Regions from separate parts of the Homo sapiens genome. Here regions 1, 2 and 3 are each linked to region 4. A link is a loop called in an ENCODE intact Hi-C map of the cell type or tissue named here. Cell type or tissue: endothelial cell of umbilical vein. All regions are shown on one strand. Each heading gives the region's core, and the rest is flanking DNA. Links, peaks and the distances in the headings are about the cores only.

What was found. Peaks named below come from ENCODE experiments on the same cell type or tissue, not always from the same donor. Only the 100,000 strongest peaks of a DNase experiment are listed, where the experiment ranks them.
Region 1: it touches region 4 in a loop (4-fold over the local background); 6 of 110 quality-filtered maps call a loop at or near these places.
Region 2: a loop joins it to region 4, with 6 times the contacts of the local background. A loop is called at or near these places in 4 of 110 quality-filtered maps.
Region 3: a loop joins it to region 4, with 5 times the contacts of the local background. A loop is called at or near these places in 3 of 110 quality-filtered maps.

The regions. Positions count from the first base shown.
Region 1 is chr1:199,739,339-199,747,689 of GRCh38, reverse strand. It overlaps the pseudogene RIDAP1. Among named protein-coding and RNA genes, the nearest start is that of NR5A2, 280 kb to the left of the region's middle. RefSeq lists enhancers at 1-104, 4,268-5,467. In endothelial cell of umbilical vein, for the core only: no CTCF peak of the experiment used is centred there; DNase peaks (open chromatin) are centred at 4,239 and 4,909; H3K27ac peaks cover 1,505 bases.
Region 2 is chr1:200,412,625-200,420,975 of GRCh38, reverse strand. No RefSeq gene overlaps it. Among named protein-coding and RNA genes, the nearest start is that of ZNF281, 6.8 kb to the right of the region's middle. RefSeq lists enhancers at 897-1,397, 1,398-1,898, 3,598-4,097, 4,098-4,599. In endothelial cell of umbilical vein, for the core only: no CTCF peak of the experiment used is centred there; a DNase peak (open chromatin) is centred at 4,865; H3K27ac peaks cover 2,857 bases.
Region 3 is chr1:199,780,107-199,788,457 of GRCh38, reverse strand. No RefSeq gene overlaps it. Among named protein-coding and RNA genes, the nearest start is that of NR5A2, 240 kb to the left of the region's middle. In endothelial cell of umbilical vein, for the core only: no CTCF peak of the experiment used is centred there; DNase peaks (open chromatin) are centred at 4,117 and 7,287; H3K27ac peaks cover 2,484 bases.
Region 4 is chr1:199,687,452-199,695,802 of GRCh38, reverse strand. No RefSeq gene overlaps it. Among named protein-coding and RNA genes, the nearest start is that of NR5A2, 340 kb to the left of the region's middle. In endothelial cell of umbilical vein, for the core only: no CTCF peak of the experiment used is centred there; DNase peaks (open chromatin) are centred at 4,092 and 7,282; H3K27ac peaks cover 3,240 bases.

The DNA of each region.
Region 1 (8,351 bases), core at 224-8,223, 52 kb before region 4:
TCGATCTAAGATCTTGGAAGGCAAAGATGTGCAACCCCCCTCTTTTTTTTTTTTTAAGAGTAAGAACATGAGTTTGTCAGTAATAAATTAATAACCCTCATGTAAGAGAGTTGTCAATATGAGAGACTCTATCTCCCATGTTCAGTAATAAAGCTACCTACTATTTTGGTAAGAAATGCCTAAATTGAAATTCCAAAGGGTATTATGAACTTGAATTAAAAAGGTAATGGATTTTTTAATAAGTTCTGGGTCAAGATGTATTATCAAACTATTTTCCATAGGGCATAGAATATACCGTCTATCCTTTTAATAATGCCAGATCTAGTCTTACATCCAGTGGCCAGCTGAGGCTGCTTGTCTATTATAGCTCTCCCACCATCCCTAACAATGAACAAATAACTAGATGGCCTATGAAACATTTAAAATAGAACTGTCTCCTAGAGAAACTGTTACTAGCAGAGACAGGTTTGATCCAGACCAGGATAACCTGCTTTGGGAAAGAGCAGATCAATATTGTTTGGGAGTAAGTAGTGGAAGTAAATATTATGGTGAATTAAGTTAATCATAAAACAAATGATCTGTGCACTGACATGCAGCCTGATTCTACCTAATTGTTCTGATGCAGTACTATGTGAAGGATAATTCTGTGTGCTCTGAAATTCAGAGGGCTTTCAAAAAACAGTTTTAATTATACAAACCATTTGTTAGTCATGAAAGCGCTATGTCTGCAAATGCTTAAAGACTGGCAAAGAACTTGACCATGCATTTGAAAAGTGGTCTGCATATTCTAAGTTATAGGAGATGAGTTTTCTTCTTTCCTGATTTATGGCTTGGGTCCAAAGCCAAAGTTATGTCTTTAAACCATTCTTTCTGTCATGCCTAACTGTCTGACTCTGCGGTACTCTACAAACTTACCTCTTTTTGTGTGCTCTCATAGAGTATTTTCTTGCTGCATCCCTCATCCTTCTTTCCATCTTTGCTGGGTCTGGAGGCAGGTAGTATTTCTATATGTAGCCATGGTGAAAAAGGAGGGTAAACTTGTTGGCTAAAAGGTAGCTGAACTCAACAGACATAAGTGTACTCTAAATGAAAAAGTAAATTATTGAGTTATAAATGGACAGAAAAAACTGCTTCATTACATGTTTGGATAACTTCTGGTCAGGCATGAGTTAGTATAGGACGTTGTCATAGCTATCTTCATAGTTGCATTAATTTTTAGATGGTTTTAGATTAATGCAGGAATTTATACTGTAGCTTAATATTGGAAGCATTAAATTCATTGTTACAAATTGTCTTCTGTTTTTTATGTCTTCTATAAAACAAAAATCTCCGTAAGATAAAAGAATGCCTGCCTCTCTCATCATGGACACATGTAGAGAGAGAGAGTGGATCTGGAAAACAAATTTATACTTTTTCTGGAAATGGGAACCATTCATAAACCATTTAATGAGTTCAAGGTCTCCTTGTTCTCATTCTGCCTCCTATTCATATAGACTGTTGGCAACCAGAGGTAGCTGGGCTAGTGACGCATTATTGGATGAATCTGCTTCAAACTTGAAGATTTATGAAAACTCTGAATGACAGACAAAAATATACATTTTCCTTTTAAAAAGGGTGAGATTAATATTCAGCAGTCACAATATATAATTAAAGAGAAAAATGAAATGAACTGTTTATGCAGGCACAAATAGTTGGTTTAATATTACAAGAGACCAGAAAGTCTGAGGCAAAATTTTTAAATTTTGCTCAAGGGTTTAAAGCCCCTCTGAGGTGTTCCCGCAGGTATAACCCTATTGCCATTTTTATGCATGTCATGAACTTGTTTAGCAGCTGCATTCATGTGAGATGCTCAGTTGTCTCCCGATGCTGCCTGCCTCCCTGTGTGCATCTTTATGTACTATATGCCCTCATTAATTTTGGAAAGAATTTTAAAGAGTGCTCAAATAAGACTTCCAAATAGTAGCCGGTATTTTTTTTCTTTAGGTGTTGGAGTGCAAAGCTCATTGAAGCAACCCCCAGATGGCTGAATTGTATCCTAAACACAGTCCTAGATAAGATAAAAGACTAACTGATGCCTAGAGGTCTCAATAAACCTTCTAACTCGGTTAAAATTTTGTTCCTGCTTCCTTCCTGCAGCTCTAGGTCCCAGTTTTAAGTTCTGTTCTTCATCTCCAAACTTTAGACATTGGGCAAACTGCTGGTTTCCTTTATGTGAAAACTTCATCAACTTGTGTTTGATTGTCACAGAGTAGTAGCTTGGCTAAATTTGTCTCCACGGTTTTTTCCCCCTAAAGGAAGTCTACAGTAATCTTGTAGGGTGGGGTTAGGGAGGTTCTGTATTGTTTGGATACTGTGTATAGGATAATGCTGTGTCTAGGATAATGTGTATAGGATAATGCTGTGTAAAGGAGGATGTAAAAAAATGATAGTCACTGATCATTTCTATATTCTCAGGAGGTTTCCTGGAATGGAGTAGAGAAATACAAAATCTAGGGTTTCCTCGTCCATGCTATGTAACACAGGCCATCAGAAAGGGAGTTATTGAGGCATCTAGGGTATGCAAAGATGACTGAGAGTTAAGAAATGAATAGTTGAGAGTAGGGAATGAATTAGAAGTTGTCTTGATTGCTGCTGTTTCTTGTTCTCTCCCATGAAGATGGGCATCTTTTCATATCCAAGTCTTTCCACCACCAGGATGCTCTGACCTCTAGGTGTCTACCTTGGGATCCCTATTCCCCAACAGCCTACCGTCACTCCACTCACAGGTGGCTCAGCACATGGCCCTGCAGAGTGAGATATAAGATTCTTCTTCCCATTTTGGTCTTTTCATTGCTTCTGCTCCCTGGACCCCATGCCTGCTCATTGTGCCCTGCCTCTTCATCAACCACAGCCCAAGAACCTCCCCTCCCCTGCCCTTCGATATTTATGGGGGTGACACTTTTGCTTTCCTTTAAAAAAGGAAGTCTGTCTCTTCATTTGCTCTTTGAAAAAGTAATTCACATTATCAGGAAAATTGGGGGTAACTATAAAGGCCATTTTTTGTTTCTGGTAAAGAATATTTAATAATTAATGGACACATAATTGAACAATACAGATATTATATGGAGAGAAGTATTCCCTTTTTAAGTCTCTTCTACTCTTTTGGGTAAATCAAAGAGAAAATTCCAGTTTGGTGTTCATATGACTTTAAGTTCTCCCTCACTCTGACTAATATCCCTTTTTAATGCAAAAAGTAGACCTCAGGCTCAAAGCCCTGTTGTTGGTAGTACCTGCCCCACTCTGACCCAGACAAGACTCTCAATGATAAGAATTTTAAGTCAGAAGTGAAAGGAGAAAAAAAAAATCTCAAGTGTCTTGGTGAGAAAGGATGTCACTCCCTTATGTTAGGCCCAGGCCCAGTTGGAAAGAAGACCCAGAGAGAAGTGGCTCTCTCATTCATTTGTGTCTATTATTTCATTGATTTCTGAGCAAATTAGAGGCTCTGTGGAAAAGGACTGGCAAGGAAATATGGAACAGCGTGAATGTAGCATTCTACTTAGCACGAGGAAATGTGTTATGCATATATTAAACACGGGCTCTTTCAGAGAAAATTGTGAAAATAGCTCTATGTGAAGTTCTTTGTATTGATTTGTAAGTTATTAAGGTAAAACCATTTTTCCCTCCTGAAATTCTACAAAAATCAGTTGGTTAAAATACAGATCATGTTCTAGAAGGAAGTTTATAGGGATGTAAAATGCTGAGACAACCAGAAATCCCACATTTTAGATGTCAGGGCATTTGATTCATTCCTGTTAAGCCTTGGACATCAATAAATAAAATCCTGGCTGACTGAATGTGTAACCTTATAAATTTAAGTGCTCTTTACTCTGAAGACCTGAAGTTCTTCTTTTTAAAAATCTTTTAAAGAAACTGAGAATCCCCTGAGTTTCTTGACTCTAGATGAAGTCCACAGGGCAAGCCAGGTTCTAACTTTCACTCTATACATGTTAAATTTATACCAACTTTATGTTACGGGTGAGTCTATGAATAATACAATTTAGGGATTCTGAATTTATGAATGAACAGGCAGCTTTTAACTCCTTCTGGGAGCAGGCACCATATGCCATTCAAAGGTAACTTCCCTTAGATTTACATTTCATTTATTCATCTTGCGCCTCTAATGTCAAGTGCTGTGTCAGGCCTTGAAAGGAAACGTAACAGTGAATAGCAGTCCAGAGAAAGAACGATAAAGCTGACAAACGGTAGCCTCCTCCATAAATCAGAGATTCCACTGAGAGAAGTTGACGGTTGAGCCTATACATTAGAAAAAGAAATGTAGAAGGAGGAAAAGAAAACAATAGTATGAAACTTGCTATGACTCAGTGAATGAGAAAAATGAATCACAAGGAAACCTGGCAGAATAAAAATTATCTGATTATTGTATGAAGCAAAATCTTCAAGAAATAAACTTGTTAACTAGTTCTGAAGAAAAATGAAAATGAGAATTATTATGTGTAATCATAAGAAAAGAGATGAAAACCAATCTAAATTTAGAAAATGTCAAGGTCAGACCTTTCTAAACAAGGTAGAATTGAAGTAGAAGGATGAACACAGATATGGCCAAGCAGGTAAGAGGTCAGAAGGTGACAAGTACAGGCACCTTCCAAAGCAGGATGGGTGACATTTGCTTTTTTCAGTTTGTATTAGGAAAATTCCCACTTCAACCAGGTTTTTAGAGTTTTAAGATGAGTAGATTTAGTAATTGTGGATAAATGGTTAAGCATGGAGCTTTAGAAGATGTCTGAAATTGAGGAGCCCTCTTACTTAAACTTCGTTAGCCTCACAGTAAATCTACCTCTGGTCCCCTTGCAGAATCATGCCTCATGTGATGGAGGAGAAGAAGTGGGCTTTGGGCTGCTGTGTTGGGCAAGAGACTATGATTCATCTTCCTGCATGGATTGCCTTGAGTCATGCTGTCCTCATCATTAGAATGGTAAGCTAGAGAGAGAGAGAGTTGTGATTAGGGAGTGGGTTTAAAAGATAAAGAAGTTATTTCTGGCTAAAGTAATGAAGACCGTATTGCTACTGTGTTTCAGAAGTGTATATGCCTCAGTGAAACCACTTTTGTCTCTTTTTGAATGGCAAGATATACCAGAGACTGTGCCGGATGCTTGAGATATACAGATGAAGAATGAATGATGAATGAAACTTGGTTTTTGCTGTTAGAAAGCTTATAAGTTGGAGATGCAAGCGTAGGAGGTAGGAGGATAGAGGCAGAAGGAACCCAGAGTATCCATTTGGGATGGAACCTCACATTCATTTTTTTTTTTTTTTTTTTTTAGACAGGGTCTTGCTCTGTCACCCAGGCTGAAGTGCTGTGGCACAATCTCAGCTCATTGCAATTTCCACCTCCTTGGGCTCAAGCGATCCTCTCACTTCAACATCCTGAGTAGCTGGGACTACAGGTGTGCACCACCATGCCCTACTAATTTTTCTCTTTTATGTAGAGACAGGGTTTCGCCATGTTGGCCAGCCGGGTCTTGAACTCCTGAGCTCAAGTGTTCTGCCCACTGCAGCCTCATAAAGTGCTGGGATTATGGGCACAAGCCACCGCACCCAGCGGCATTCATTCATTTAACAAGTATTTGTTGAGTATTGTATTATTTTAAGAGCTGTGGATCTGGTAGCAAACAAAATAGCTCAAAATGCCAGTATACATGGCACTTTTATTCTAGTGGTGAGAAACAGACAGTAGATAAACTACTAGTGTAGATATAGATGTATACATACACATACATATACAGGCAGATGATGGTGAAAACTGTGGTAAAATAAAGCAGGTTACAGGAGATAGTCAGCTGTTTCTTTTCTTTCTCTGTACGTGTGCATCCATGTGCATCTGTGTGTGTGTGCCCGTGCGCATGCGTACACGTGCAGGGAGCTATTGCTGTTTTATACAGAGTGGACCAGAAGTCAACAATAAGATGACATTTCAAAAGGGATCTGAAAGAAATGAGAAAGAGGCACGATGGGAAGCACTCTCTGGGCAGAGAGAATAGCAAGTGAATGCGTCTGGAAGCAGTGGTGTGAGAGGTGTGTCTGAGGAACAGCAAGGGAGGGCTGGTGAGGCTGGAGTGGAGTCAGCAATGCGTAGAGGGGAAGGCGATAAGGTCAGAGAGGTAGCAGGGGCCAAGGCAAGAGTCGTCTCAGGCCATGGTAAGGACTCTGGGCTTTAAGCGTGGTGGGGAGCCCCTGGGAGGAGCCATGTGGGCAGAATCAGCTCTAGAAGGGCAAGCCTACAAGCAGGGGGCTCAGTTGGGAGACTGCTGGAATAATCTAGGTGAGAGATGATAGTTGCTCTAACTGGGTTGGTAGCAATGGAGGTGAGAAACTTTTGGTTTCTTGTTATATTTCAGAAAGGAGCCAGCAAGATATCCTGATAGGTCAGGTAAGGAGATGAGAGGCAATGTTTTTTCTTGAGCAACTAGAAGGTTGGAGTTTTAATTTAATGAGATGAGAAGAACAGTAGGAGGAACAGTTTGGGAGGTGGTGATGGGATTTCTGTATTGGACTTAAGTTTGAGGTCTTCATTCGACATCTGATTGGGAATATCAAGTAGGCATTTGGATGTGTTTGGAGTTCAGGGAACAGGGTGAGGCTGGAGATGAATATGTGGGAGTTAAGACCATACGTATGGTATTTAAGGTCATAAGATTAAACACAATCACCTAGGGAATAAATATAAATAGAGGAAAAATAAATATGGCATGTTTCTTTTCATGAACTTTTGGACATACTTTTGTTGAACCTCTGGAGGTGGGATTGGGCATTTGTGAGTGTAGGTTCCTGCTATTTCTCTCTTTCTCTAAAAATACATGACATGATTTATACATCCCAACATTTCATACAATGCTTTTCATAATCTGATGCATACCTACTCACTTCTCCAGTTTCAGTTCCACCAAACAGCAAAAGCATCACACTGTTTCATGTCTGTGTGTGCCTTTTGCTCATGCATTTCTACTTTGCGGAAAAGCCCACCCTGCTCCCAACCCCAGCTTATATCCACACAAACACACACATACACTTCACACTTCTGGGTAATATCTATTCATTTCTAAGACCCTAAGTGTCATGTCCTTCAAAATACCTTCCCCTCAGCTTGTCTCCAGGTGGGTTGAGCCCATCTTCTATGCTTTATCAGCCCGTGCTTGGGAATAATTCCTTATCTCATTGCTTTATAATTATTGTCTCTTACTGTCTGCCTAATCCTTGGTACAGGGAATACTCAAAGCATTTATGAAAGTTTACCAACATGTTAACAGACAAGATAGAGAAAAGTGATGAGTGAAATAAACCTCTTAATCCCACAACAGCAGAACAACGGCAAAATAAACCCCACTTCAACCAGTAGCTACTGAGCTAAAATTCCTCAATGTCCTCTGCAGGGTACGCTCTGCACTCACCTAGGTCTTAATGAATGTGAAATAACAGGCCCTAAATGATCAATCATGGGAAAAAGAGGAAACAAATTAGAAAATAAATCTTTGCAGGAAGAAGGATGAAAAAGGAAAAAATGGGCTAGAGGATTTCATTCTGAAACAAATGAGAATATTCCTAACTGCAATCTGTCTCTCATTTGGCGAATGAGAGTGACAGTCTCAACTGGAGCTTTAAAATGAAACTCTTTGAGTCAAAGAGATAATTAACCATTTATAAACAGATATGATAAACCCTTTAAACTGCACTACTTGATCCAATCAAATAATTAATTCCATAATTTTAAAATTATTTTAAAAAGCTGCTCTCTAAAGAAATTTAAATTAGATTTTATTAATATTTTCTCTGTGTTACAAAAGCCATCATTTGTAAAATGCTGGTAGGCCAGATTTCAATTAGACAATACCATGTACACTAGTTGTTTTCTTAATGCAAATGAACCTTGACATCTTTTTTTGATTACATCACTCAATTGTAAATTCCTTAAAAGCAGGAACTATAGATCCTCAACTAATGTGTGTTACATTTAAATTTGAGAATGTAATTGCGTGATTTCAGTACTTTTTTGTCTTCTTGTATAGAGCATATACACCATTCCATAATAATATACTCTAATAATGGTACAGTCACGATTTATTAACACTTACATGTTGTACTTGCTTTATCTCCATTTTATTCTTACCACATCCCTATGGGAGAATATGTTTTTTCAGTTGAAAAGAAGTAGAACTTATATGGAATTTTAAGCAGTTCACCCAGGCTCAGAAACACAATTTTGTCTAATAAAAATAACTAAGTTTTTTTTTTTTTAACTATGCCTTAACATACTTAAGGAAACCCTAAAAGCTTGTGTATTTGTGCTACACATATTT
Region 2 (8,351 bases), core at 243-8,242, 730 kb before region 4:
AATTCTAGCACACATTGAATTTTCATTATGTGCTAGGCATCATGTTAAATGTTACCTACTTTATCGTGACAACCCTGTACAATTACTATTATTACTGAATAAGGAAAGTTAGCCTCAGAGAAGTTAAGAAAACTGCCCAAAGTCACAGGGTTAGTGTGTGGTAGAGCTCGGAGTACCGGAGTACATCCAAGTTTGTTTGACTCCAAACCTTTTTTTTTTTTTTTTTTGAGATGGAGTCTCACTGTCACCAGGCTGGAGTGCAATGGCCTGATCTCGGCTCACTGCAACGTCCACCTCCTGGATTCAGGCGATTCTCCTGCCTCAGCCTCCTGAGTAGCTGGGATTACAGGTGTCCACCACCAAGCGTGGCTAATTTTCATATTTTTAGTAGAGACGGGGTTTCACCATGTTGCCCAGGATGGTCTCGAACTCCTGACCTCAAGAGATCCACCTGCCTCGGCCTCCCAAAGTGCGGGGATTACAGGCGTGAGTCACCATGCCCGGCCCCAAATCCTTAGCTTTTAACCTTTACCCTCGACTGCCCCTTTGGATCCTGTTTGGTTCTTCTGCAAAACTGTCATCTAAAATATTCTCCTTAGCCAGGCACAGTGGCTCACACCCAGCACTCTGGGAGTCTGAGGTGGGTGGATCACTTGAGTCTAGGAGTTCCAGATCAGCCTGGGAAACACGGTGAAACCCCGTCTCTACAAAAATACAAAAATTAGCTGGGCGTGGTGGTGCATGTCTGTAGTACCGCTACTAGGGAGGCTGAGGTGGGAGGACTGATTGAGCTCGGGTCAAGGCTGCAGTGAGCCATGATCGCACCACTGCACTCCAGTCTGGGCAACAGAGCGAGACCCTGTCTCAAAAAAAAAAAAAAAAAGAAAAGAAAGAAAGAAAGGAAAGATATTCTCCTTTATGTCACTCAGTATTGCTCTTAGGAAATATTTTTTGTGAAAAATAGATCTTATTATCAGACAGTGGGAACCATGTAGTAACCCATCACGTTCTCTTTCTTGGGTTGGCCACCTGGAGTGAAGTGAAATTCCTGTTGGAATTATTTTATCTTTTCCTGGGCTTCTGGCTTCTTTCAGATTTTATTTTTGGCCAGGTATGGTGGCTCACGCCTATAATCCCAACACTTTGGGAGGCCCAGGCCAGTGGATCACTTGAAGCCAGAAGTTCAAGGCCAGTCCTGGCCAACATGGTGAAACCCTGTCTCTACTAAAAAAACAAAAATTAGCTGGGCGTGGTGGCACATTCCTGTAGTTCCAGCTACTGGGGAGGCTGAGGCAGGGGATTTGCTTGAACTCAGGAGGCAGGGGTTGAGGTGAGCTGAGATCGTGCCATTTCACTCCAGCCTGGGCAACAGAGTGAGGCTCTGTCTCAAAACAAAACACAAAAACAAAAAAAAAAACCCAGATTTTGGCCAGGCGCAGTGGTTCATGCCTGTAATCCCAGCACTTTGGGAGGCTGAGGCGGGTGGATCACTTGAGGTCAGGAGTTCGAGACCAGCCTGACCAACAAGGTGAAACCCCTCTACTAAAAATACAAAAATTAGCTGGGTGTAGTGGTGCATGCCTGTAATCCCAGCTACTTGGGAGGCTGAAGCAGGAGAATCAATTGAACCCAGGAGGCAGAGGTTGCAGTGAGCCAAGCTTGGGCCATTGCACTCCAGCCTGGGCACCAAGAGCGAAACTCCATCTCAAAAACAAAACTAAACTAAACTAAACAAAAACAGATTTTATTTTCAACTACCCAGTGATATACATAGATAGGTATAGTTATATGTATGTACTAAACATATATCTGTATATATTATATATATGAAAATCTATCTATGAGAATAGAAATAAAATATTTATATTTATATATGACTTATGTATATATACATTTTATATATATATGATAGGATAGTTAGAAGTAAAATTTGAAAAAAATCAGAAGCCCAGAAAAAGAGAAAATAATTCTACCAGGAATTTCATTATAGTACATATAATAAATTCATTTTAGCTGGGCACCTGTAGTCTAGCTACTAGGGAGGTTGAGGCAGGAAGATCACTTGAGCCTAGGAATTCGAGGCTGCAGTTGCTATGATCCTGCCTATGAATTGCTACTCCACTCTAGTCTGGGCAAAATAGAGAGGCACTGCCTCTTGAAAACTAAATAAATAAAAATAAAAATGAGGCCACTTAAAAAATAAACACACTTTAAATAAACCCACTTTTTTGTTCAAATTTATTATAGCCCTTATATTAAAATAAGAATCTAGGAAAAAAATCTAATCTTACCTCCAAATCAAATCAATATTTCATTTGTCTGTCTTACATTTCGATCCTTATTCGCGTGCAGATTGTTTTCTATATTTACAGTAACATGATACATAGAATTTTATATTCCACCTCTTTTCTTGACAACATCAGCATGTTTTTCTAGTTTGCTCTGTCTCACTTGTTTCTCCTTTTCTTTTTGTTTTTTGAGATGGAGTTTCGCTCTTGTTGCCCAGGCTAGAGTGCAGTGGCGCGATCTTGGCTCATGGCAACCTCCGCCTCCAAGGTTCAAGTGATTCTCCTGCCTCAGCCTCCCAAGTAGCTGCAATTATAGGTGCTCGCCACCATGCCAGGCTAATTTTTGTATTTTTAGTAGAGACGGGGTTTCACCATGTTGGCCAGCCTGGTCTCCAACTCCTGAACTCTGGTGATCCACCCGCCTTGGCCTCCCAAAGTGTTGAGATTACAGACATGAGCCAACGCGCCCAGCCTGTCTCACTTGTTTCTGACTTACCTCCTCTTCCTCTTATCCTTCCCATTAGGAAACCAGTGACGACGACAACAGTTTGGTGTGCATCCTTGCACATCTTTCTCCTGTGTAATTATTAATAGTTACATTTGGGCAGAAGAAGGGAGAGTTTTGCTATTTGTTTTACAAAAGTAAGAATATATAACATAATGCATCTTTCCTCTTGCTTTTTTTGTTTAACTATGCAAGGACATCCCTCCAGACTAATATAGCTCCAACTCATTCTTTTAGTTGCCTAATATCCTAAGGGATAAAGATACCACAATTTATTCAGTTGTTCTCGTGCTGAAGGGCATTCAAGTTGTTTCTAGTTCTTTGCCACTGTGCACAATGCAGCAACAAGCAACCTCAAAAATACATATCCTTCACACTAACGCTTTTGTTTCTATAGGATGTAATCCCCAAAGCGGGAATTGTTTATAGAAAGTAGATTGGGGCCATGTGCACTGGCTCACGCCTGTAATCCCACCACTTTGGGAGGCTGAGGCAGGCAGATCACGAGGTCAGGAGATTGAGACCATCCTGGCTAACACAGTGAAACCCCCTCTATTAAAAATACAAAAAATTAGCTGGGTGTGGTGGCAGGCTCCTGTAGTCCCAGCTACTCGGGAGGCTGAGGCAGGAGAATTGCTTGCACCTGGGAGGCGGAGGTTGCAGTGAGCCGAGATCATGCCACTGTACTCCAGCCTGGGTGACAAGTGAGACTCTGTCTCAAAACAAAACCAAAATCAAACAAACAAAACAAACAAACAAAAAAAGAAAGATTGGAACAGGATTTGTAAATACATAAAAGTACACAGCATAGTAACATACATTCAAAAAAGTTCAGTAAATGATGACAATAAGAATATTTGACAATACGGTTACCTAGCAGCCTTTTTTTGATGGCAAAAGGTAAGTTTCCCAGCAACCAGAAAGTATACGTCATTGAATGAGAATCTATAAGGAAAGTACAAGAGGCAGAAACTGGCCCATAGCTACTGAAAATCATTGTTACCAACTGCATTTCTTGTTGTACTTGCTAGGTGGAGGACCAGGGTTACTTGAAGCCCTATTACTAAATACTGAGTCCCTAACCCTATGAGCTAATCAAACTGCAATATGCTTTTAATAAACTTGAGCTTTGAAAAGTCTCACCAATTGCATTATCTTGAAGCTAGTGACTTAAGAGTTATGAAGTTGTTGGCTGGGGGCGGTGGCCCACGCCTGTAATCCCAGCACTTTGGGAGGCCGAGGCGGGCAGACCACCCTGGCTAATACTGTGAAACCCCGTCTCTACTAAAAATACAAAAAACTAGCCGGGCATGGTGGTGGGCGCCTGTAGTCCCAGCTACTCGGGAGGCTGAGTCAGGAGAATGGCATGAACCCAGGAGGCGGAGCTTGCAGTGAGCCAAGATCACACCACTGCACTCCAGCCTGGGCGGCAGAGCAAGACTGCGTCTCAAAAAAAAAAAAGAGTTATGAAGGTGTCTATTTAAGACAATGTGTGTGAAAGAGCATTTATTAGGAGTCAAACAGTAATCCTTGGCTCTGCCAACTTGTCAGCATTGTGGCACTTTGAGCAAGCCTCAAAATCCCCATATATAAGAATAAAGCTAATAATACTCACACTGCCTCCTTTGCAATGTTGTAGTGAAGAACAAATGGGTTTATGTAAATGAAAGTGCTTGAGAGAGCTATCCAGATATTAGCACTGTTAATACTATTCTTATTCCTGAGGAGGCAATGTGCTATGTATGGGGCACCTGTCCTGTTCTTTCTGTTGCCAAGAAAGAAAATATTACCACTTAAAAAAGATTGATTCTGTAACAATCATGAAGTGTACTGTAAAAGTACAGATCAATATAACAACAGACTTGATGTCAACCACTGAATCTATTTGCAGATAATGCTCAAGACTTCTAGAACAGTGTAAATATTTACAAAGTCGCCTCAGTTTTCAATGTTTCATAGATAAATGAGAATGAAATCATCAAGAATGTTTTTTTCTCTTTCCCTTAGTTTCTATTTTTAACTTCTGTACAGTATCAGATGTAATATCCTGGTGTTCTTTCCCAACTCCTGGCCCCTGCCCATAAAGTACACGCATGCTACAGGAATCCAGCTACACTTTGGATGCTTCCTGCCCAATTAATGTTATTTTTACTGTGACTAAAGCATTGAGAAATAGGTACCTCTATAGAAAATACTTCATATATTAATACATTACAGATGAACTGTTCTATAAATGGAATAGTAGAAACCACCTAACAGACATGAGAGATCATTCAATTCAGAAATGTGACATACTTTCAGTATTGACTCTTTAGTAGGACAGAATGTTGCTATAAGGAGTTCCAGAAATCACAGTGCCAGTTGAAGTTTGGCAGTTGGTTCCTTCCAGCTGTTTTTAAAGGTATCCTCTCTGCAGGAATTTAAAAGTGGCTCATAGTATGGCTTAAGATGTTTATGTTTAGCTGTTTCTGTTGTGATTCTTCCCTTTGAGAAAATAGGATGTTTTTCTAGTAGTAAAGGGTTTATGAAGTTCTGTGGCATTAGATCTAAATGATCATGACTGTGAATACCTGGTAAAATTAATGGAGAAAAAAGACATCATGTGTGGGGCATACAATTATGGGGCATAAAATTAGTTACAAAAAAACTAATTTTTATTGTTAATGTTATACGTTTCAACTGGTTGTGGCAGCATCAGATAGACACCCCAAGTGAAAGAGAAGCAGAGAGTCCTTGGCATGATTTCAGGTTTCAGACTCCCTCATGGTCTTTAGAAACATCCTTCTGGGGCTTCCTTACCATGCTGTTAGGTGTACATCTGTTGAGGACAGGCAAAAAGAGAAAAAAGCTTTTGAGATGGAAGCTGCCTGTATCTAAAATCCTTTTAAATTCTAAATCCTATTTTCAAAAGGAATATTTTTGTTGTGATCATTTTACATTTAAGGTTAAATGTATTAAAATTAAAAATGTATAATAAGTAACGTGGTAGTGTAGTAAATAAAAATATGAAGCATACTCTACTTTCTCAGTTTACCAAAACGTGGGGAAAAAATAAAACTTACAAGACAGATAAATTACAAGGGTGATTATACCATTATTAAAGTGCTCTTTGATTTTCTTTTTATTTATTTATTTTTTAGAGATAGGATCTCACTCTGTTGCCAGGATGGACTGGAGAGCAGTGGTGCGATCATAGCTCACTGCAGCCTCCAACTTCTGGGCTCAAGTGATCCTCTCACCTCCTGAGTAGCTGAGACTACAAGCATGCAGCACCACGCCCGGCTAACTTTTAAATTTTTGGTAGAGACAGGGTCTTGCTATGTTGCCAAGGCTTGTCTCAAACTCCCAGCCTCAAGCAGTCCTCCTGCCTCAGCCTCCCAAAGAGTTGGGATTACAGGTGTGAACAACTGCACCTGGTTAGCTCTTTGATTTTCAAAGCATCATATAGATTTCACATAAACAGCTGGGTTTCTTATACGGAAATAATAATGCATGTTGTTCAATGTTCAGGAAATTTTATTTGTTCAGGAAATTTTATTTGTTCAGGAACTCATCTATTGTACAAAGCAAAATATTCCTATCTCATAAATAGAATTAAAATTTGAATGACTTACTCTTAAATTTTTATTTATGCAGCAAAATAAGGAATAAAAAATTAACAATTATTGAGGGAAGAGGGACTCTTAATTATCTTAGAGTTTTTACATAAATCAGAAAAAAGATTTTTTTTTCTTAACTATTTAGAATTATCCAGAATTGGAGCAAACAAGTAGCCTATAAAATGAGTACTAAACTCAAGTACTGAGTGGCTTGAATTTAGTCTGCACTAAATGGATCTTGACCAAGGCTACTGGAAGGAGGAAAGTGAGTGTTGGTATTGAACTTTGGGACATCGTGTATACACAGTAAAAAAAAGTGTAGCTATAGTTGAATTTTTAAAAGTTTATTATCAAAATGGAAATTGTTTATTGTTCATAACTCTTCATTAATCATTCTTATTAAAACAAATGTATGTATTGCAACAGTTTTAGTTTCAGAAATTATAAAGGTAGTAGTATTGAATTAGATTTGTTATAATGAATATACCATACTAATGTAAAATGTTAAAAATAGAGGAAACTGGGGATGTATCGGATATATGCAAACTGTTAGTACTATCTTTCTTTGTTGTTTTTTTTTTGAGACGGAGTTTCACTCTTGTGGCCCAGACTGGTATGCGGTGGTGCAATCTCTGCTCACTGCAACCTCCGCCTCCCGGGTTCAAGTGATTCTCCTGCCTCAGCCTTCCTAGTAGCTGGGATTACAGGCATGTGCTACCACGCCCGGCAAATTTTTTATTTTTAGTAACGACGAGGTTTCACCATGTTGGCCAGGCTGGTCTTGAACTCCTGACCTCAGGTGATCTGCCCGCCTCGGCCTCCAAAAGTGCTGGGAATACTGGCAAGAGCCACCGTGCCCAGCCTGAGTACTATCTTATCAATTTTTCTGTAAAACTAAAATTGCTGTAAAAAACAAAGTCTATTTAAAAAGAAACTAAATAAAAACAAGAATCACTAGTTTTATACAATCTCTTTGTTCTGGGATTGTTTCCATTATCTGTAAAATCTAAGCATTCAGAGATAAACAAATATTAAAATATTCCTTTAATATTTTACTTTTGAAAGAATCATATTACTTAACTATTTGAACCATTTCTAGATTTAGTACAGACTCCTATTTAATATTTGGCTTGTTAGTACCTAACAAGAATACTACAATGTAGATTTTTATTTCCTCACTGAAGTGAAAATTTTTTGCTGTCTGTTTTCTCTAAGTTTAAAGCATATAGTTTTATTTTCTTTTAAAAGTTAAGATTTTAGAGTTAAAAGTGAATTTATATTTTCTAATTAATTAAGCATTTTCTAAAGCTAAAGACTAATCAACATCTTTGGAATATTTGTTACATATATAGATTACAATAAAAATGTATGCAGTTCACAACAGATGGTAATGTGAAATTTTATCTCGAGCTGGTATTTCAAGTATTATTTCAAAACCTATTCATACTTATTACCTTAAGTTTATTCTTTTAGCTGCTTTATAATTTTTTTTTTTTAATTTTAACCCTGTTGAAGATTGTAACAAATATATTCTAGTTGCTACAGTCTAAAACAGTGCTTGGAAATACTGATGCTTAGTGTTATTTCTATGATTACTTTAATAACATTTCCTGAGTTTAATTTTTTCATTACCCAGCTATCTTTCAGAACTGGTATATTGATTTTTCTAATTAATATTCTTTGTACTTGGGATGGTATTTTTATTTTGTACTTCTAAAGAATTGAATAGCACAACCATTATAAGTGATGTGCTTGCTATGTTATCATATAAATGCTCAAGGTACACCTTCTAATGTTGAAAAATAGGAAAATAAATTGACCTTGATGAAGTGTGTCTTCTTTTGTCTGTTCCCAGGAAAGTTTATTTCAGGTATTTCTACTGCTGAAATGATTAGCGTTAACAGCTTTTCCCCTCCATTTTATTTTACAGGGTCTCTTCATCTTCCTGATATATGGGGT
Region 3 (8,351 bases), core at 119-8,118, 93 kb before region 4:
AATGCCCAAGCAGAGACATTTCAACTGTGTCTGCTGCCTATTCCTTTTCCTGCAAAACAGATTCAGTCAGCATTTTAAGGAAAAACTCATTTTTTATCGGTGGCCATTTCACACAGAATTTTAAAATAAAACAATGGAGTATTCAGTTAGCCCCAGTGACCTCTTCCAGATTCCAGGGTGGGGATTTAATGTCTGTTATTTGAACCTACTCTGACTTCAGATGAGTAAGAAACATCCCATGCTTGCATTAAGTTGAGGTGGAGGCATTCGGTTGGAGCTGAACACGGTTAAAACAATTCTTCAATTTGTATGAAGTAGATGTATTCATCCAAGCCAAGAATCCTTCCCCATTCTCACCCCAACCATGTGCAACATTTTACACATGGAGACAGTTGCATTGATTCACATATCTTGTGGCATTTCTTTCCTTATTTATCTTCATAAAGGTCATAGAAGCATCCACCATTCCTTTTCAGCTGGGCACAGTGGTGAATTACAGAGCCTCTGCAGAATCAGACATTGGTCTTACTGCAAACAAGGATGCCTCATCTGAATGGCTTACAGTTTGAAAACTCCATTTGTGGCCGGGCGCGGTGGCTCACGCCTGTATTCCCAGCACTTTGGGAGTCCAAGGCGGGTGGATCACAAGGTCAGGAGTTCGAGATCAGCCTGGCCAATATGGTGAAAACCCATCTCTACTAAAAAAAAAAAAAAAAAAAAAAAAAATTAGCTGGGCATTGTGGCAGGCACCTGTAGTCCCAGCTACTTGACAGGCTGAGGCAGGAGAATCGCTTGAACCCAGGAGGCAGAAGTTGCAGTGAGCCAAGATTGCACCACTGCACTCCAGCCTGGGCAACAAAGCAAGACACCATCTCAAAAAAAAAAAAAAAGTTCCGTTTGCATCATGCACTTAAAACCTTTTTACACATAATACTTACACTTTTCAAAATGAGTCACTTTGGTTTCTCAGTCATAAGGAATTTTTCGTCAAAATAGCATTGAATCTGAGCTGAAGTTCTAATATTCACGTCCCCTTGGAATAGAGTTGCCAGATTTAGCAACAGACAGAAAAACAAATATAAAACAATAATGAAACAAAATACGCAGTTAAACCTGAATGTTGGGTAAATTATATATATATATATATATATTTTAGTGTGAGTATGTACCATACAATAATGGAAACATAGATATACTAAATATATGCAGTTTATCCAAAATTCAAATTTAACTAGGCATCCTGTATTTCATCCGTCAATCCTATCTTGTAACCATTATGGATAACAGGAAAGATTGTGTTTTACAGCTAAAGTAATTGAGGCCCAAAAGGGCAAAAAAGCTTTTCTTCAGTATCTCAATCAATTGCTGTGTTTTGGTTATTTTACTGTATGGTACTTCTCAGGCACAGCTGAGAGGAGGCAAGATTGTCAAGGGCACTTTCAGATGTTCTTATTCTCTCTGAGAAGACATTTTCCCCTCAGTTTTCTGTTCTTGGCCTGCCTTAGCTTTCATGAAAATGCATATTCAGGTAACGCCCAGTTGGAAAGGCTCCATTACCTTATTTTCTCACTGTGGGTTAATTATTGATTTACTGGCTTATTTACTTCTCCCTCGTGAAGTGAATCTAGATTGGTGGAATTTCAGGCATTAATTTGTGATAGGTGAGAGAAAAAATTGTGTGTTGGGATGTGGGTTCTCACAACATTATTAAATTGGGACAAATTCCAGTACGTCCTAAATATTAATTGCATCAACCTGTAGCTGATTGCTGAATACAAAGTCACTTGGAAAGCTTAACACAATGTAGATAAATAACATGATTGTACCTCGGTTCCCTGCCCCCGAGTAATTTGGGATGAAGGATTAGAATATATACTCTACCCTTACTATTTTGTCATAAAAAATTTTCAAATACAACAAAGTTGAAAGAATCATTACAAGGAACACTCATATACTGGCCACCTAGAGGCTACAACTAACATTTTGCTACGTTTAGTTTATCACATATCTTTTCATCTTTCCATTCTTTTATCCATCCATCAGTCCCGTCTTTGATACATTTAAAAATAAGTTAAACACCTCAATACACTTCACTCCTAAACATTTCAGCAGGTATATCATTAGTTAGAACTCAAGAATTATTTGTGATTTTTTTAAGGCAAAAATTACACACAGTGGAAAGTACAAATCTTAAGTGTGCCATTTGGTACATTTTGACAAATATATATGTGTGTTTATGTATAGATACACATATACCTGTGTAACTTACAGATTACACAGATTATATCCATGTAGATATAGGACATTATCATCACCCCAGAAAGTGTCCTTGTGGCCCATTCCAGAATAGGCAATTACCATTCTAATTTTCTTTTTTTACCATAGTTTTGCCTATTCTGATCTGCATAGAAATAAAATCACACAATATGTACTCTTGAGTAAGGCTTCTTTCACCCAGCATCATGTTTTTGAGATTTGCCCATGTAGTGTGCATCAGTAGTTTCTTTCTTTTGATTGCTGAATAGTATTTAATTTTATAAATATACCACAAAATGTTTAGCTATTTACCTGTTGAGGAGCACTTGAGATGTTTCCAATGTTTGGCTATTATAAATAAAGCAGCTATGGACATTCTATTATCTGTCTTACCATGGACATGTGTCTTCCCCCACCCTCCTCTACTCCCTTTTTTCTGTCCTCTCCCTCCAATCCCCATCTCTACAGTAACCACTCAGGAGTGGAATCAGCCAGGTTTGGGAAGCATTTTACTAGTTTATGTTATTTGGAAAATATTGGTTATCATATTGACTACCTATTTAGGTTTGTTCTAGGGTACAAATCTAGACGGATTTTAGTTTTCCTCTTGGCTTCTTCTCATTTTGTTCTGAGAACTCACAGGATCCAAATCCTCTCTAAAGTGTTGGAACCAGTCTAGGATACTCTGCATCCCTAGAACATGCTTAGAATAATTCCTCATTGTATTCTGGATGTAAGACATCTCTGATAGGATCTTTCTCAGAGTCAAATTATACGATGTGGGTGAATGTGGCATTGACTTATTTTTCCATTCACTGAGCATGTATTTAGTAGATGCTGTATACTTTTCCTGAAAATACAAAGATGTATAAAATGTGGCCCCTGCTTTCAAAGACCTCATAGACTTGTGGGGAAACAGACGAGACAAATGGCCATTTTGATACAATGTGATAAATATTTTGGAAGATGTAAGTATAAGGTTCTGTGGGAGCACACCTTAAAAATGCACTTGACCCAAAGTGGAGGGCATCACACAAGACTTTCCAGGGGATATGAAGACTAAATCATGTTGGGAATGGACCCAGGGGCAGTTAAATAGGCAGGCAGGAGAGGGAAGTATGTTGTGGTTATAAGGGCTATGGTGAAGTGCAGCAGGAAGGAGATTGGAAGTAGCTGGGAAAGATAGTCAGTGGTGATAGGTGAGGCTAGAGAGAAGGTGGGAGGCTGATGGTGATGAGCTTTTAGATTACGTTGAAGGGTTTACTCTATATTATACAAAGCTTCTGTGCACCTATATGTATATACGTGAGAAATAGATCACAGACTGTCAGTTATTTCTGTGTCTATTTTGATAAACTGAAAAGAGCCCCAGTTTAGTGCCTTGAGCAATTTATTCTTCAAATAAGGTTCTCAAAGAGGGTAAGGCATCCACTTGGTGATGCTGGGTGAGATTTTCTTTAAAAAAAGAAAAAAAGAAAATGACTCACTATCAGGCCATATTTGAAGGGAAATTTCAGAATCTTTGCTAGAACTGGATAACTGCTGACCCTAGCATCCTTAAATTAACCTCCCAGGAAATGCAAGATTTATAAGTTGTGGGCTTTTTTTTTTCTTTTGAAATAGGTCTTAATAATTCAAAGAACTTTTTAATGATTTTAAAAGTGCATGTTAAGTACTTGATGGATTGGATCAATTCAGTCTTTGTAGTGCTGTGTGTTGACATCCTCCTCTCTACATATGGAAATTCGACAGATGTACAGAAATGCTACACAGGACGGGATGTTTCTTTATGGCATTTCCTTGTGCATCTCATTGGAGAAAAGAAATGTGTATATGTACTTTATAGTGAGTCATTAACTATAAAAACAAGCTTATTCACAAACCTGCTTTGATCTGTATTTCCTGTGATTTATCTTTGCTGTCTTAGCATGTACTGAATTCCTGATTGTTATTAACTCCCCAAATATTTTACATCATTCCAGATAATCAATGCTTATCACAGTCAATACAGATGTTACAAGATCCTAGAAGAAAGATGGTGTCAGCATAATAACATTTTAATTATTATAGCATGTGTTTTCAACTGTATCTTTTGTTTATGGCATCAGCTAACAAAGCTACTGTAACATCTGGTTCATAGAAAGTATTAAAATGATTGAACATGTAAATCATAGCTTTCCCCACCAAAGACTTAAAGTAATAGTGTGTAACTGCTTGAAGGTACTAATGCTTGTTTAATTAATTTAAATCATGCTGGTAAGACTATATTTTCACTTTCTGTTCCCCTGAACTTGCACTCTCTGCAGGGTTACTCAACTGTTAATGTAAAACAAATTTGCTTGTGGATGGTTTAATGATATGAGATATTTGATTTGAACTAACATATCAGTTTTGTTAATGAAATCACAAGTTGGGCTGTTGTAAGGGAAACAACTTTCTTGTTTGGCAAAATTCTGTTTGGTTTGTAAATTTTATTTACAAGCATTATACACTTACTTTTGTCTATACTGAAATGTAAAATCCTGGAAAGTGCTGTGAAATGTGGGATACATACTTTTCAAACTCTTTCCCATGTATTTCACAGCCACTACTCCTGCAGAGTTGGAAACTACATTTTGGAGAAAGAATGAGCGGGATCAGATTGCTGGTGCAGCATTGTCTAGCTTTTCCTCAGTAATATCTCACCACTTCCTTTGTAAATGGCACAGTTCTGCCAACATGTGTTCACATTCACTCTGCTTATTGGAAGAACTGTGGTTTCATGTCAAGGGGTTGCACCAAAGGCAACGGCACAAAAGTTATACTGGATGGAGGGTGCAACAGCTGGATCAGCCACATGCACTTCGGTCAACTCATCTTCACCTGAAAACTAGATGCACAGGGAGGGTGAGAACTTGTTCATGGTTAAAAGTGAAAGGTCTTTTTTCTCCTGCTTTTTACATGAATGTTTGCTCTGATACAATAAAATGCCCTTGCTTCTTCCCAGGTGTGAGACTAGGCAAATTGCAAACTACGTTGTCATGAAATAAGAGATATCACAGAGACTCAGTATTTTTTAATAAAATACTAGAGGAAGTATCTGGTAATATCAAAGCTGATGATGGTTATAATGGAAGGAGGCCTGTGATTCCAAAAATCTTTTTTTTTTTTTGGATCTGCTGAAATGAGGGCTTATGGTGGAAAAAGAAAGGAGGGAACTCTAGCACTGAGAAAGATTATCAGATATGTTCTACTTTCTTGGGCTCTACTCTCCAAGGGCCTACACTCTCTTAACCAAGCAAGTTTGTAGAGATTTTTCTTTTTTCAGCTCAAGATACTGAATATGCTGGGCATTCTCACAAGGACTAGTGCAAGAAGATCTGGGGTCAGTGAAGAGTATCATATGGGGTCTCAATTTTAAAGAAAGGGTAGAGAATATAAATCAGCACTAGCTGCTTCCTCATGAGAACATTTTGTTACGGTAATGCAAGGAAGTCTGTGAAATGCTAAATGCCATGGAGGCAGGTGGTAGCCTCTTAAAGTCTTAATGAAAGCTTGAGAATTTTATCTAATTCATGTCATTGACTTAAAGTAAAACTAAACAAAAACCATTCTGGAAAAAATGGGTATAGCATTTACTTAGAATTCTATCTAATTCATATCATTGACTTAAAGTAAAACTAAAAAAAAAAATTCTGGAAAAAATGGGTATAGAATTTACTTAATTAAAAAAAAAAAGGCAAAATCCTTCAGAGAAGCAATAACACTCTCCACGTTCTTCCCAGCAGGACATCGTGTTTATTAAAACATCATCGTCACTTAATTCCTTTGATTATCTTATAAGTATTACATGATAATTTCACTTTTAGGAGTTTGCCATCTTTAAAATTTTGTTTTTAGTTTCAATACCTTTAGAGGTACAAGTGGTTTTTGGTTACATGGATGAATTGTATAGTGATGAAGTCTGAGATTTTAGTTCACCCATCACACGAGAAGTGTACATTGTGCCCAATATGTAGTTTTTTATCCCTCACATCCCCCCCTCTTCTCAGTCTCCAACATCCATCATACCACTCTGTATGCCTTTGTGAACCCATATTTCAGCTCCCACTTATAAGTGAGAACATATGGTATTTGGTTTTCCATACCTGAATTACTTCACTTAGAATAATGTCCTCCAGCTCCATCCAGGTTGCTGCAAAAGACAACATTGCATTCTTTTTTATGGCTGAGTAGTATTCCAGGGTGTCTATATACCACATTTTCTTTATGTTGTCATCGGTTGATGGACACTTAGTTTGGCTCCATATCTTTGCAATTATGAATTGTGCTATGATAAAATACGTGTACAGGTGTCTTTTTGATATAATGGTTTCTTTTCCTTTGGGTAGATAACCAGTAGTGGGATCGCTGGATCAAATGGTAGATCTACTTTGAGTTCTTTGAGAAATCCCCATACTGTTTCCATAGAGGTTATACTAATTTACATTCCCACCAGTAGTGTATAAGTTTTCCTTTTTCACCACATCCATGCCAACATCTATTGTTTTTTGACTTTTTAATAATTGGCCAACTTTTAAATCACTTGTTTGTTCAACTTTTGAGTTTCCACAGATGAACAGATAAACAGATAATTATGATAAAATGTGGAAGTAAAAGAGGTAGGCATGAGATATCACTGAGAGTTAGAGGTCAGGTGTCTAAACCAGTTTGGAGCAGAAGTCTCAAGGAAATCTTCCTGGGAGATTGTTGGTTTTGCTGGAGGACAAATGGATTAAGGGGTGAAAAGAAATAAGGCTGCTTTTGTGGGCATGGGCATATCACAGCGTATGAGCTTTTCTAATGACATCCATTTATAGAGATTTTTCTAGACATAAAACTAAAATGCAAGTACATTTTAAGGATTATATACATATTACAATGAAAGGAAAAAGTTTTGATTATTTGACAGAATTGAAATTCAAATATATAAGGTAACTGAAAGGTTATTTTGGTATTAATCTTCATTTTGTAGAACAACATTGCTGTATACCATTTAGAGTGTTACTCACTGCTTCTGTTTATATTAGAAAAGTGGTTCAACAATCAAAGGAATCCAGGGTGTGTGAGTCATTTTTTTTTTCTTTTTTAAAAATGTAGCTATGCTTGGAGAATCAATTAAAAAAAATCAATGTATGTAAAAATGCTGTTTTTCTTCAACACGTATTTTGAACCAGTTATGAGAATTTACTAAATTTTTATTATTTTTAATTATGTTTATTTTGGAATTAATACTACATTAGTACTTGGGGCAATTTTTAAAAAATGAATAATAGTATTAATGATAAATTCATTGAAAATGATTTATTTTAATTAATTTAAAATAATTACGATTTCATTTATTAAAGTTAGATCCTCCAGGGCATGAATCCCAAATACACAAACTAGTTTCTTCCAAATACTAAATGTGCATTATTGAACTATTTCTTAATTTAAACTTTTCTCTAACTCAAATGTACCATTCAATTTATTAATACTTTGTTCATTTCTCTTGAGCTCCAGGCCTCAAGCAGTCCTCCTGCCTCAGCTTCTCAAAGTGCTGGGATTACAGGCATGAGCCACTGTGGCCTGGCTAGAAAGAGGTATTTTCTAAAATATAAACACCCTCACTCAATCATCACTCAAATACCCTCACTCAATTGGTTATTTAATTAAATTTATTTAATTGTTAAACCATTTCTGAAATTCCTTTTGAAAAAACCGTAGTGTTAATGGGTATCCAAAGGTGTTACTGAAGTAAACGTTTCTGTAGTCATATACATGTGGGAAACCCTGGGATAAACAAGTTTTCTTTTTGTAGAATTTTCCATAGTTTTAAAAATGCAAATGTGCATTGTGAAACTATAAGCGGAGACTATACTAGGCATTAGTTTCTAAGCTTATTCAACCATGGAAATTATTGGTCTAGTTCCTTTGTCATCACAGACGATTGAAATTATGGTCTATTTTCATGGATCTGGAAGAATAAGCAGGGGATATAGAATAGGAGACAATTCTGAATAAGAAGCGAGGGAAAAGTACTCAAATTCTCTAGAGTATATAAAACCAGAATAAGCATTCAACTGTTTTATTCCCAA
Region 4 (8,351 bases), core at 138-8,137:
TTACTGCAAAGATTAAATGAGACAATTTATATATGATGGTGTTTTTAAAACTCTAAAGCCTGATGCATATGTAAGATAATCATAATGTGTGAGATGTGAAAAAGAGGAGAGAATTAACAGTATCCCAATAGTTGAGCCATGCAGCCCAGGGAGTGAGGGGTTATTGACAGGAAGAGATTATTAAGTGAGATAATGATGGATTCAGATTTGCTACTGTTGTATTTGAAGTAACTACGGAACTTCTGCATTGAACCATCTAATAGTTAGTGGGTACAACTAAATTAGAATTAAGGAGATCAAGATTTGAAATGAATTTCCTCTGAGAAGGGCTAAGGATTAATTTTCTGACCACACACAGTTCTTCCTCCGGTCTTTTGAGTGTAAATAACTGACAATTGAACATTCTTCACTTTATTCCCTTTCTTCCAAAAAGAGCTGAAGCAGCCCACATGACCCTATGTCCGCTGGAATCTAGTTTTTAGCATCTTCCAAACACATTGTACTTGGAATCATGGTCAGAGGTTAAAGTTCAGTTTGTGGACTTGGAAAGAAGACATCATCTACTTTAGCCTGAATTTCCCAATTGATCAGATAATTATCTAAAATATATTAGTTGATGTCATGAGAGTTAAAGTTGTATATAACTGGACTGCTTGACTTTTAATTGCTAGATCCTGGTAAGTAACAATGAAAAAGACACCATTCTTGCCCTCAAGGAGCTTTAAGTCTGATAGGAAGGGATCTGACATCTAAGTTTAATAAAATATAATTGTTCTGTTAAGACTATGTGATTGGGAGAAGGGGGAAAGGAGAGACAAAGAAGGGCATGGTCAATTCTCCATTTCTGGAATGGGAGGCAAATATTTCAGACAATTCTAGATGGTGGAGATGGAACTGTATCTTGAAAGATAGTGCTTGTGGTTGTACAACAGGGCAGGATGCTTGAGAAATAAAGCTGGAAGACCAACTGCATGGATGTGGGAAATATTTCAAAATAGCAGGTGTGATGGCATCTGCAAGTAGATCATTCTCTCTAGAGCTCAGGGGAGAGGTGAGTTGGAGCAGGCTGCATTGGAAGGGGCCATGCTGGAGTCATGCCCTTGGTGTGATGATGGTCCCTGCCCTCTACCTTCCTCCCACTTCTGCCATCCCCACCTTGGTTTTCTCCTTCATTCTATAATGTATTCTCCTTTCATTTGGTATTGCAACCTTCCCCTCCACTCCCCCACTGAATCCTAAACCTAAAATGATTTGGAACCAAATTATGATTTGAAGGATTATATTATTGGTTCATATTGACCCTGCTATGATACAATGATAGCTGTGGCCAAGGTTTATTTTGATACATTGGACAAAGTGCAGTCTTCTGAGCCTTGCTATTTACAGATTTAAAAGAAGCTGAAAAAAATAAAACATATTTTAACCTCTAGGAAAGGAACAAATATGTACCAGCTCATCCAAGTACAGTGTGACATGACTTATGTGGTACCGTAACCTAATGAAGCCTGAAGTCATTCAAAATATTGCATGCTCATAATAATTCAGATATATCGCTTATTTGTGGTAGTGCCTGAAGATTAGCAGGCTCCCAGAGAAAAGAGAACCTTTCCGATCTTCAGCCTCTCCTCATAATACACTGGATGCTGGGCTGCCAGCAGCTGCTCTAGTGCCTCAATTTCAGATCCCTTCCCTCCATCCCCCCTTCCATCTAAATGATTTGTTCTTTCTTGTTATTTTCTTTAACTTCTTTATGCCTCCCTTCTCTTTGGTCTCAGTTATCCCACTGTGAGGGTAATTTACCTATTAACTTGTGAAAACTTGAGTTTGCCATGCCTTATTCTTTCACCCAAAGGGAATGTCACTTGCTGTTTATGATGACATCATAGCATAATAAAAATATAGATTTGAAGTTGGAATATAGTCTAATTTCCCATAAATACAGAAGCCCTTCTTTTAATACATTTTATTTAAAACAAGAGAACAATATTTTATCTTTAGACCCTCAATAAGCATGAAACATTCTCAGCTTCCGATTCACACAAGGTCTTTAAACACGGTAGCTTTTTCTGACCTAGATTCTAGACTACCGCTTCCATGTTTTAACTGAATATTGACATTTCCTTAGGTTACCTCCTTTCTGGGAAGTGGGGGACAGGCTTGAGTGGTGGTAGCTCCTCTTATTTTGTCCTGCATAGTTGTGGAGTGGAGCATGGAGATGGCTGTAAACATTATAATCCAAGTAGGTCTGTGACCCAGTACTCTATACCCGAAGGCCTTCATCCTGCCATGTGATACCCTGCATTGCACTCTGCCTGTTTCTCTCGCTGATGTCAGCACTCCCAGGCCACTACTCACTCCATATCCACTCCATCCACTTGTCTGTCCTGACTCCACACAGTAGATATACAATGGGTGCTTGAGTAATACTTGTCAAAGGCAAAGGAGAGAGATGATATCTTAGAGGATGTTATGCAAATGTACTTTAAATTTTAGGTTGTGAAGTTAGTTGTTCAAATTCAAGGTACCTCCAAAGTGCCAATGTATCTCCCTTTAAGATGTTCACTGCTTCATCTCCCTCAGGTCTTTTCTCAAATGTCTTATTCTCAGTGAGGTCTTCCTGACTACTCCATTTGAAATTGCCCTACACCTTTGTAGAACTTTTTATTTCTAGATAATAAAGGTTACATTTTTAATTTTTCTTTTTAGCACTGATCTGATATATCATATTATTAATTATTTATCTTCTCATTTATTGTCATTCTTAGGCAGGGATTTTACCTCTTCACGCCTCTGTTTCTAGAGTTCAGAACTGTGTTTGACACATACATGCACAGAAGGCCATTAACAAATGTATTTTGAATGAATGGGAGAAAAAGCCACTCTCTCTTCATTTTGTCTGCTTTCTCCTTTTCTCCCTTCACTGGCTTTTTCCACATCTTGAATCCATACACAGAACCCGTTCTTCCACAGCTCTCCAGTTACCAAGTCCTAGTTCCAACCATGCTCAGAGGCTGAGTAGCTGTTTCTCAATCTGAATCTCAAATTCCCAGGTGAGAAATAAAATGGACACTGCTTTTATCAGGCCTATGTTCTGGTACAATCTGCCGTGGCCAAGGGATCAGAGACACAAATTATCCACTGAGATTGTTGCCAGCATCTACTTGTCAGGGAGGAGGAAGTAATTCCAGGAAAAGGATACTTGTGCATTGAGTGGGCACCAGGTATTCACAGTAGTTCAAGAGGCCTGAAGAATCCTTTCCAAATCATTTAAATTTCCCAAATACTTTATTTATTTATTTATTTATTTATTTGAAACCGACTCTCACTCTGTTGTCCAGGCTGGAGTGCAATAGCAAGATCTTGGCTCACTGCAGCCTCCACCTCCCAGGTGGAGCAATTCTCTAGCCCCAGCCTCCCAAGTAGCTGAGATTAGAAGCCCACACCACCATATCTAGCTAATTTTTGTATTTTTAGTAGAAATGGGGTTTTGCCATGTTGGCCAGGCTGGTCTCAAGCTCCTGGCTTCTAGTGATCTGCCTGCTTTGGCCTCCTGAAGTATTGGGATTACAGGCGTGAGACACCGCACCGGGCCAAATTTCCCAAATATTTTAAATGGATTCACAAAAAAGTGTCTTGTTCATCTTTGTATCCATAGCACCTAGAGAAGTTCCCAGGGGGCAGACCTCATGGTTTGAATTGTCTTTTTGCATTATCTGATGGTTTCTGGTGTTTACTAATACCTTTGTTCTATTGATGATCATGGTAAGAATAGGGAAATTTGGTTATTTGATAATGATGTAGTAAAAGAGAAAGATAAGTCAGGGTATTTACATGTATGCAGTTGTAAAGAGGTGGAAATAGTGTGTGTGTTGGCGGGGGAGATTTAAAACTTGACTTAGGAAAGAGCAATCCTTACTAAAATGTACAAATATACTTGGTGAGCTAATGTTTTTGATGCAAGGGCTTGACTACAGGATAATAGCTTACAAGTTGTCCCCTGCTGTTTGGTAATGTTAATGGACAGGAAGTGAGTAATGATTTATAAAGTGGTGTTGGAGCTGTAGTTAACAAGGCTCCCTGACCACAGTGCAATGTGCAGAAGGAAGCAGCAGTTACAGCTCGTGGAGGAGGGAAAAGGCTTTTCTTCATTGTTCCTACCTCATGCATTGTTCAGTTTCTAAGCTCCCTCCCCACTCCTTGTTTTTCCTGACAATACAGAGCCCAGGGATGACCTCTGAGGGAGGCTTTGTAGCAGGCCGTCAGATAAAATCCAGGATGCTCAGTTAAATTTGAATTTCTGCTGGGCACGGTGGCTCATGCTTGTAATCCCAGAGCTTTGGGAAAGCAAGGCAGGCAGATGGCTTGAGCCCAGGAATTTGAGACCAACCAAGGAAAGATGGGGAGATCTCATCTCTATAAAAAATTAAAAAAAATTTAGCCGGGCGTGGTGGTGTGAGTCTGTAGTGCCAAATACTCGGGAGGCTGAGGCAGGAGGATTGCTTTAGCCTAGGAGGTTGAGGCCACAGTGAACTGTGATTGCACCACCTAACTCTAGCCAGGGTGACAAAGCAAGACCTCATCTCAAAAAAAAAAAAATAATAATAAAATTCCAGATAAATAGTGAATAACTTTTTAGTGTAATTATGTTCCAAATATTGCATGGGGTAAACATATAAGAAATTATTTGTTATTTATCTGAAATTCAAACTTTAACTAGTTGTCTTTTTATTGACTCACTCTGGCAACTCTACTTACAGCCCACATTGCTTCATAAGAGGCTATTAGTTCATGCAGATGCAAAAGTTCCTTTAGTTCATTCCTAGAAACCTGGGGACAAGACAGACCTGCCAAAGAATAGAGGCTTAAAACCAAGCTGAGGGAGAAAAAATGCTGTTGTTATTAAATGCTCTGTGTTGATGTGATAGTTTAAAAGAGTGACACTATTTATGTGCCTGTGTTGGGAATGTGTGGACTATTTTAAAAAAGAAAAATCACTCTACATTTAGAAGAGAAAACCTGGAAAATCACAGAATGAATGAGCCAGCAAGAACTGAAGATTCCTAGTTCAGGCTTCCTCATTTCACAGAAAAGGGAACTGAAATAACAGAGTTGAAATAGTCTTGCAGGCAGACCTGAAAAATCCAGGTGATATCATTTAATAATTGGGGGAAATGGCTGAATGCCTCCCTGAGCTTTAGTTTTCTACTTCTAGTAGAGGGGAGATTGAAATACTTACCTCAAAGAATTCTAGTGAAGATTCAATGAGTCAGTGCTAACGCCCCCAGAACTGCTTTCCAGGGTGTCAGTGCAAGTTGCTGTGGGGCTCTCTCCCCAACAGGCTGGTCAGCTGCATGGCCTGATGAGGCCTCCTCACGCCACTCATTGTGGCCGCACTACAATGTTAGTAGATAATTTAAGTCATCGCTGGCCTCCGTTTATCACCAAAGCAGACTATAGAGCACTTTACTTCTGCTGGATAAATGATAAGCTTTCATATTGACCCTGCTAGCCAAAAAATGTAGGGAAAGGGAAATAAACAATGGACATCTAAAAAAATCCAGAAACAAAACAAACAACAGAAAATTCTCCGAGTGGCTCTTTCTCTGAGACTGAGAGCGTGTTTTACTCTGGGAACTCTGCCTAAGTAATCTAGGCACCTTTTGTGAAGCAGGGATCTCCTTTGTTGATGTTTCCCCCAAACTCCAAAACTTTGATTCTATTCAACTTGAGATATTTGTTTATCCTATCACGCCAGTTATTTTCCCCAAACTGCTCATTTTCACATCCTCTAAAGCTATGGTTCTCAAAATATGGTCCCTGAGCCAGTAGCAATAGCACCTGGGAACTTCTTACAAATCCAAATTCTGGAAGGCCAACGCAGACCTCCTGAATCAGAAACTGGATGTTGGGTCCAGTAATCCGGGTTTTCACAACTCTCCTGGTGACTCTGATGCCAGCTAAAGCCTGAGAACCACTGCCGCAGAGCTTTACCTAACAAGCCTTCAGGTCTGTCTACATCTTGTTGGTTTGATAGCAATGGAGTGAAATTCTCTGTGTTTGTGTCCACTATATCTAATTACAACTTATGGACACTCAGGAATCGTTAAATGACAATATGGGAAGGGGAGATGTTCACATTCATTAAATACTGTTCTAAAATTATACCCGCAGTGTAACTGAGAGAGGTATGACTGTGTGACGACACAGAGAGGTAATGCCATTAAAAGAAAGGCTCACTGCTGCTCACAGCTCCCCAGGAAATGAGAGGCAAGGCATGCAACTCAGGACCATGGAGGAGGTTCCAGTGCCAGGAAGCAGAAGTGGGAGCGAGGGGAAAGCTGAGGCTAGAGCCTTTATTGGGGTTTCTGCAGGAAAGGCAAGGCAGGGCAGGGCGAAGAGCTTAAGGTTGGCAGTTTCAATAATTCTAGGGGGCTTTGGGGCATAGAGGTGGTCTTTAGTTGCATAGATCTGTTCCCTAGAGTTATTCAGGGGTGTGGAAATATTGGCTTTATGTGTGAGAGCTAGACAAGGAAATGGTTGAGGCTGTAGACTCGGGATTGGTTGGTGCTCCCTGGAGACCCCTGTTTTGTATAAGAATTGGCTACTCCTGGGAGGTGAAGTCTCTCCCTGGCCAGCAAGCTTTCTGAGATATTAGAACATCATAAAATATAGAAAATAAAAAAAATGCTTAAAACAAGTATGTGCCAGGGATTATACTAGAATATATATATGTATAAAATCCCATTTCATGCTCACAGCAGCCCTATGCAGTTGGTTTTGTCCTACCACAAATAATAAAACTGAAGTTCAGAGAGGTCAAGTAATTTGTCTAAGCTCACACAGCTGCAAGTGGTGGAGCAGAGATTTAAGTAAGACTAGTTTGACTTTAAAAGCTCTTCCAACTTATAAAGCTATATAACAGAGTCTAGCTTTTCTCCTAGGAACTATATGAAACTCAAAGTCTGGCAATGACTGGAGAGAACTGGACTGGAAAGTTTCTCAAGCTTGATAGAGTTGAAGGGACTACAGCTGGGAGAGGGCAGCTATTAGGGGAGCCACAGCTGCCAGTCTGCATTCATATTCTACGTGGGGGAGGGATGGGACATACATACACACATTTCTCACAGCCAAGTTTAAAACAATTTAAATGAAGCAAAGTATTCAATTAGAGATGCTTGAGGAAACCAGGCACGTATCATCTATGTCAGCAGCAAAGGAGAAGAAAATATTTAGCCTTTGCAAGCTGTGACCACTTCAGCACTGTATGATGATGTTGCCTCACGGAAGAGCAAAAGAATACATCCAGTACCTTAGAGAGATTAATTTCCCCAGGAAAAAAAAAGAAAACAAAGGAAGATCCTCTGATTACATTTAAATATTTCCTTGCCAATGCTTGGGGGAATTCTGACATTCCTTCTTGCAAAGGAAAGCTTTTGTGCCTGGGAAAAAGGTGATTAGGGCACTGTGCCTGGGAGGATAGAGGCGAGGGAGGGGTGAAAGGGAGGAAGGGGTGTTTCAATAGCAGCACAGGTGCAACAGTTTGGACTGAGTGATGGCCTTACAAATGACCCTGGCACAGAGCAGAGGAAACCCAAGGAGAAGATTAATTGAATTACAGCTACAGTATGTATGTATGCATTTTATTTCTGTTCTAAAGTCTAAATGGATTGTGGGGCTGGCTAACCAGCTGGGGTAAGGTCAAAATATTGAGGAAATGAGAGGGGATATAGATGAACAATTTTCTTGATAGGGAACAAATCCTTAGCTTGTTTGCTTTTGTCTAGAACATTTTGGAGTCTGAAAAGGCTCAGTTCATAACCTCCTTTATGTAAGTGCAATCTAATTATTTTTCATGCCAGGATATGACCAGTACCTGAGGTTTTGGCTTTAAGACTATGGAAGGTAAATTGGGATAAGGAGTAGAACATTTGCTTTATAACCCAATTTCTCGCTTTCCAGGAGAGCTGATGGTAGAATTTTTTCTTTAGGACACTGAAAATATAATTTAAATTTTAAGAAAAGTTAATATCCACACACCTTTACTACAGAGGTAATGTACGCCCAGTACCTCAAATTCATCTTGCATATAGTAAGCCTTCAACCCAGGAAGACCAACCACCCTGTCCCTTGCTTTAACAACTGTTTAAGAGAAAATATGGCATATTAGAAGGACTGTTACTAAACTGGGTGACTAATGAGTGGTGTGTCATCAGACTATACAGTCTTAAATACCTCATTTTAGCCTCTCTGAGACTTGGCTTAATTGTGTCTAATAGCCCCTCCATCTGTCTTCTGGGAGTCATGCTCGCCCAGCAGTTCCTCTCTCCTTATTCTTGTCAGCCTGTGCATGG